2 separate regions of the Homo sapiens genome follow, and region 2 is linked to region 1. Evidence: chromatin loops called from intact Hi-C (ENCODE). Cell type or tissue: Calu3. All regions are shown on one strand. Links, peaks and the distances in the headings refer to the core of each region. The heading gives the core; the rest is flanking DNA. Region 1 overlaps COBL (cordon-bleu WH2 repeat protein). Region 2 overlaps COBL (cordon-bleu WH2 repeat protein).

Region 1 (2,913 bases), core at 147-2,646:
TGTTAGAAGGCTGGACCTGCCTGTGACCTCTGCCTCCCCACTTCTAAATAGAGGTCATTGTGTTTTGCCCTTTGTTTTGCTCTCCTAGCAGTTCTTGGATGTTGTGAGGGCGAGACCACGATTCCTCCATCATGCAGGTGTGGCTGCCTCTCTCACACCATCACTTTCCAAGCTGACCTTGGTGCTGGCGACAACATGGGACTGGATTCTGGTCTCCTGACTGTTGGACCAGTGAGTGGTTTTGGGGGAGCATTAGTGTCTGGGGACTTCCTCTGAACTTCAAGGTGCCGCCAGCGTTATTCCATGATACCCTTTACCCATTAAAAATAATATAAAAATAAATGTCTGAGTTTAGTGTTGGTGTGCATGCAGTCAGCAGCCTGTCCCATATGTTCTGTCGGCGGCTCTGCAGACCACTCAGAGAAAAATAACAGCATTGGGTGACCACCTTTAAAAATGATGTTTGGATATTGGATAAAATACTCAGCCAGTCTGTAGACCCACTGGGAAAAGTATAAGGAAAGGATCCATACAGAACGGATCAGTATACATTTGTACCTTCCCTGTTTGGAGTTGGGTCAGCAGATAAGCTGAATTTTGATACATGTCTGTGTTTGTCACATGTAACATCTAAGAGCTTGGTAAAATCCCTCTCCCAGGCACATTAACTTCATATAAATAAATAGGTGCTCATGAACACCAGTTGCTTTGACACACTTCCTTGTGGAATGAGTCTGTTTTTGCTAGAGGAAAGTAATGACAAGTGATGCCTCTGTTTCTGTGGCTCCCTCCATCCGGGAGGGCTGGGGATGTCACCCTGTCACCTCTCACCTCCAGTGGCCGTCTCTGCATGCATGGTCAAGTCAGGTGCGCACAGAGACCGGATTGCTGGTTTTGTATTTTTGTTTGTTTGTAGAGATGGGTTTTGCTGGTCTTGAGCTCCTGAGTCAGGCAATCTGGCCGCCTTGGCCTCCCAGAGGGCTGGGATTACAGGTGTGAGCCACCACGCCCGGCCCGGGATTGTTGATTTTGGATGATGGGCTTTCCTGTCCACATTCGATTAGGTTTTGTGTCCCCAGATTTTATAAAAGGGTATAAAGCATTTGTGTCTATCTCTGCATCCGAATGTAAAAGCATAAATCTGAAAGTATGATCTATTGTGTTAACTTTGTCATGAGGCTCGGGGAAACATTAATGTATTGTATTTTAAAACATTCTAATTTGTGAAGTGCAGGTTTCTATTGCAGTGATAAAACAGTAGCTTGTTTCTGAGCCGGCAGCCCTGTGAGTGGGGTATTGTTGTCATAGTTGCAGCATTGCGTTGGGAAGACTGAGCTGGTGATTTAGCACATGCCAAAAACTGAGTCACCACAGCCGTTTGGTTGGGGGTGAGGGGTGAGGCGTCTGTAACACTCTCTGATAACAGTGCTTGGTGCCCTGTATAGCGTCATCTTTAAAAATGGTAATTTATTATCAGCGAGTAAAACTGATCTCAGTTAAGTTCCAGTATTTTCAAAGCACAATTATTACCAGAATTGTGAATTATTATTATTTTTTTCTTAGAAATAGGGTCTTGCTGCATTGACCAGGCCAGTCTTGAACTCCTGGCCTTAAGCAATCCTCCCTGTCTTGGCTCCCCAAAGTGTTGGGATTACAGGCCTGAGCGACCACACCCAGCCCAGAATTGTGAATCTTTTTTTTTTTTTTTTTTTGAGACGGAGTTTCGCTCTTGTTGCCCAGGCTGGAGTGCAATGGCGCAATATCGGCTCACCACAACCTCCGCCTCCCGGGTTCAAGCGATTCTCCTGCCTCAGCCTCCTGAGTAGCTGGGATTACAGGCATGCACCACCACATCTGGCTAATTTTGTATTTTTAGTAGAGATAGGGTTTCTCCATGTTGGCTAGGTTGGTCTCGAACTCCCGACCTCAGGTGATCCACCCACCTCGGCTTTCCAAAATGCTAGGATTACAGGTGTGAGCCACTGCGCCCAGTCCAGAATTGTGAATCTTTAGGAAAAAAATTAATGGTCTTATCAATTTACTTTAGCAGTAGAATTTCTTACAAAACTTAACTGCTAGGAAATGATGGCATCATTGCTTTATTTATGTGACCCCCTCCAAATTTATTATGCTGGGAGGGAGGCCAGGCCTTTGCCCTTGTTAGCCCAGCAGTCTTCACCTAGTTTGTAAGCACCTCCTAGGATGGGGCCAGGCTGTGGAGACATGCAGCTCGGCGGCTGCCCTCGGGGAGGGCCACGACACTGAAGACCTGTCAGAGCCAACCAGGGGAGAGGCCCCTGGCTCTGACTGTTCAGGAGCCATGCCTCTTTGAAGCTGGGAGAGGCAAAGCTACCAGGTTTTGAGCTGGGGGTTGAAAACTAGATAAAATGTAAAATGTGGCTGGGCAGAGAGGCAGGCATGGACTGACTGCCAGGAGTGGAAGCCCAAGGATGGAGGAATGCACAGGGGTTCCCAGCACAGTGGGACCCACAGAGTGGAGGAACCTGCAGTCCACTGGAGGGGACACTGAGGACAGCAGATGGCTTAGATGCCTGGATCTGCGCTGGAATCTGTGGCTTGGAACCACGTAGCGGTGGGCAGGCAATGTGGGGGTTTGGATTTTCTCTGGAAGAGCTGGGGGATTGGTCAGAGGCCTTAAGCAGAGGAGCAGCTTGCTTACAGAGGAAGATTGTTCTTCGAATATTAGACCGACACTCAGGTGTGAGGGAAGTCCCGGAGGAAAGAAGAGAGGGTGGGGCCCGGCAGGGACGGCTGGTAGGACACGGCCCAGGCCTGAGAGACAAGGGCTTGGCCTTGCCACCCACAGTACGGCTGTGAAGGAAGGGGCAGTGCCACTGTGTTGTGAGTTCCGCGCTGAGGTACAGGTGATGGGGGCCCAGGCAGTTCCCCGTC
Region 2 (2,913 bases), core at 225-2,724, 77 kb after region 1:
AGGCTTGTCCAGACCCCACATCAGAGTAAAGGGGGCGTCTCTACAACTGTGTGCTGGAAACCTTCACTGAAGAGTATTCTCTAACCTCACCGCTCATCAGCCGGCACTGCAGGGCACCAGCGTTCTAGTATGTGTCAAGGAGTCCAAACATCCTAGCATCAGTCTGCCAGGAACCCCGGTGCTTGTTTTCAAGAAGTAATTAAGGCTGGAGGCGGTGCAAAGTGTGTAGGTGGTGTCCTAGGCTCAGAAAGACCTGGGCTAGAATTCCAGTCTTTTCCAGCTGTGTGATTGTGAGAAGGTTACTTAACTGGTTGGATACTCAGCCACCCTGTCTGTAAAATGGGGAGAATACACTTGCATATGAAGTTGCCAGGGGTATTGAACATACACAGTGTGGCATGGTGGCTGGATCATGGCATGTTTAGAAAATGAGGGCTTAAATCAGATTAGTGTTGGACTCAGGGATGTGGGAGCTGGTACAGGATGCGAGGATTCCTCATTCCCCTCTTTGGTAACCAGTTCTGCAGGCTGCGGTAGCACTCAGCTGTCTTCTGGGCATTTGTTTCTGGACATCTTTCTGACTTTTTATTATTGCTGAGAAAACTGGGCACTGACTTGGCAGCTGAATCCCAACTCACTCCCTCACTCACTCACTTACTCACTCACTTAGTCACTCACTTACTCACTCACTCACTCACTCACTCAACGCAGTGGTGACCGAATTCCTTCCCTGGGCCCAGCACTTCACTTACCAGTGATGAACAAGAAAGTCATGGTTCCTCTTCCCTTGGTAGAGGGAAGTCTACAACTGTGGCTGCAAATAAATAGCCAGACACAAACCAGACGCAGCTTATGTACCGCTTGTAAACAGGATGAAGCAAACATCCTATTGCTGAAGAATCTCATGGAGAGAGAATGGCAACTCCCTTCTGCCTGCAGCATAAACAGACTCTCTTAGCCAGGAGAGCCGGGTGTGCCTGGTTTCTCTCTGAAATTCCCTTTAAGCACATGCGGTTTGCCAGCAGCCAGCCAGAGTAGCCAACATGGTAAACAGGCACCCATGGTGTAGAGGTGCCATTCAGGTCAGCTGGCCTCAGCATCACTGTGGATTTCCCAGTCCACTTTTCTTGGACAGTAAGAAATTGTTATACCTTCAGGTCCACAGATGACATTTCCAACTGGAAAGATGGAAGATGTAAAGCATAGTGCTTTTGAACTCAGGGTCTGGGAAAGTACAGAGACGCATGAATTTTCCCTTTTCAGCATGCAGTCCCTGTCTACCTCAGCCTGACCAGCCTGGCTGGGCAGTGGCTGTCACCTATAGAGTTAGGTTTTAATTCAGCTACCTGGGCCTCACACCTGCGATTTGCATTCACTGCACCATGTCACCTAAGACCCTCTGACTTTCAGTGAGTGGATTTCAAGCCTTCTGCTGAATGTTGAAGAGCTCTCAGAATAAAAACCCAGCTGGGAGCTTCCAGCTGATGTGGGAATTAACAAGCGTCATCCTGAAACTTAGTAAATGTGTGATGGTTTTAAGCTAAAATCATTTAGAGCTATGGTTGATGACCTTGGAAATGGCAGAAATGTTTTCATATATATACTTTTTCATTTTATAAACAGTTCCTGCCAGGGCACACCCAGGTTTTTCAACCTGAATAGATCAAAGGAAGCTTGAGTTGTGTGTGCTGTGATTCATTCCCTGCTGAGTCCCAAGGACCTGCCCTGCCTCCTACTGGAGGGGGTGAGAGGAAGGAAAGCTGGATTACCCAGCCTGTGTGCACTGCCAGCCGGGAGCACCTGCGATGGGTGTGCCCAGCAGGAGCCGGGCAAGGTCCCAGGTCTGATGGCCTCTTTAGACTTGTGCAGAAGGCCTACTCTTTTTAAACTGCCACATGCATCTGAGTCTCAGACTCAACCACATGACATCTGCACAGATGTTTGAGAAAGGCATCCCCTGCTTGGTAAGCTAATGACTTTTCACAACCGAGTACAGATGTGGAGTCCCCACGTAAATAGCAGCCATTCTTTCCCAGGCTGAGCCACTCACAGGCAGAGGAAGCCAGGCGTTTTCTGTTTTGTGCTGTGACTGTGTTAGCTGCAGGATGGTGCCTGCGTTTAACAGAAGCCACACTGAAAGCACGAAACAGACAATGGGGAACAAGCCTGGTCTAAACCTGTGCAGGCCATCCACGTGCACAGGCCATCCACACACACAGTCCACCCACACACACAGTCCACCCACACTCACAGCCTGCCCACATGCACGGGCCGCCCCCGCATGCACGGGCCGCCCACACGCACAGGTCACCCACATGCAGGCGGATCACCTGAGGTCAGGAGTAGCCTGACCAACATGGTGTAACCCCATCTCTACTAAAAATACCAAATTAGCCGGGTATGGTGGCAAATTTGGTAGCCGGGTATGCCTGTAATCCCAGCTACTTGGGAGGCTGAGGCAGGAGAATCACTTGAACCTGGGAGGCAGAGGTTACAGTGAGCCAAGATTGCGCCATTGCCGTCCATCTCAAAAAAAGAAAAAATAATAATAAAATAAAAAACCCAGACACCGTGGTGTGCTGTCTGTCAGTTGTCCCTAGCCCGGGCATGCTGTTTTAGCGTCTTCTCCTGTGATGTGCAGTACAGCATTTTTTTTTTTCCTTTTTCTCTTTGGGGACTTCTCCTCCTGCCCCAGGCTTTGTCTCTTTTTCTCATATATGAAATTTCTGCTCATCTTTAAGACTGTTCAAGGCCACCTCGGCTAGGGTGTTAGGGTGGATACTCCACTAATGAGGTCCACACAGGTTTTTTCTCCCTCAGAAAGCTTGGCTCGTTTGGAACATTTATTCTGCAATCTCTTTTTCATTCCTATCTCAGGCTTTTATAAGTACGCAGTGTTTCTTGTAAGCAGGA

Evidence for each region. Peaks named below come from ENCODE experiments on the same cell type or tissue, not always from the same donor. Only the 100,000 strongest peaks of a DNase experiment are listed, where the experiment ranks them.
Region 2: it touches region 1 in a loop (6-fold over the local background); 9 of 110 quality-filtered maps call a loop at or near these places.

Annotation. Positions count from the first base shown.
Region 1 is chr7:51,301,381-51,304,293 of GRCh38, reverse strand. The region is part of intron 1 of COBL (cordon-bleu WH2 repeat protein); the gene reads left to right. Among named protein-coding and RNA genes, the nearest start is that of COBL, 14 kb to the left of the region's middle. RefSeq lists an enhancer at 451-950. In Calu3, for the core only: no CTCF peak of the experiment used is centred there; DNase peaks (open chromatin) are centred at 993 and 1,363.
Region 2 is chr7:51,224,315-51,227,227 of GRCh38, reverse strand. All of the region lies in intron 1 of COBL (cordon-bleu WH2 repeat protein), which reads left to right. Among named protein-coding and RNA genes, the nearest start is that of COBL, 91 kb to the left of the region's middle. RefSeq lists enhancers at 1-1,175, 1,340-2,048, 2,049-2,757. In Calu3, for the core only: a CTCF peak has its summit at 1,737 (motif pointing left); a DNase peak (open chromatin) is centred at 1,747.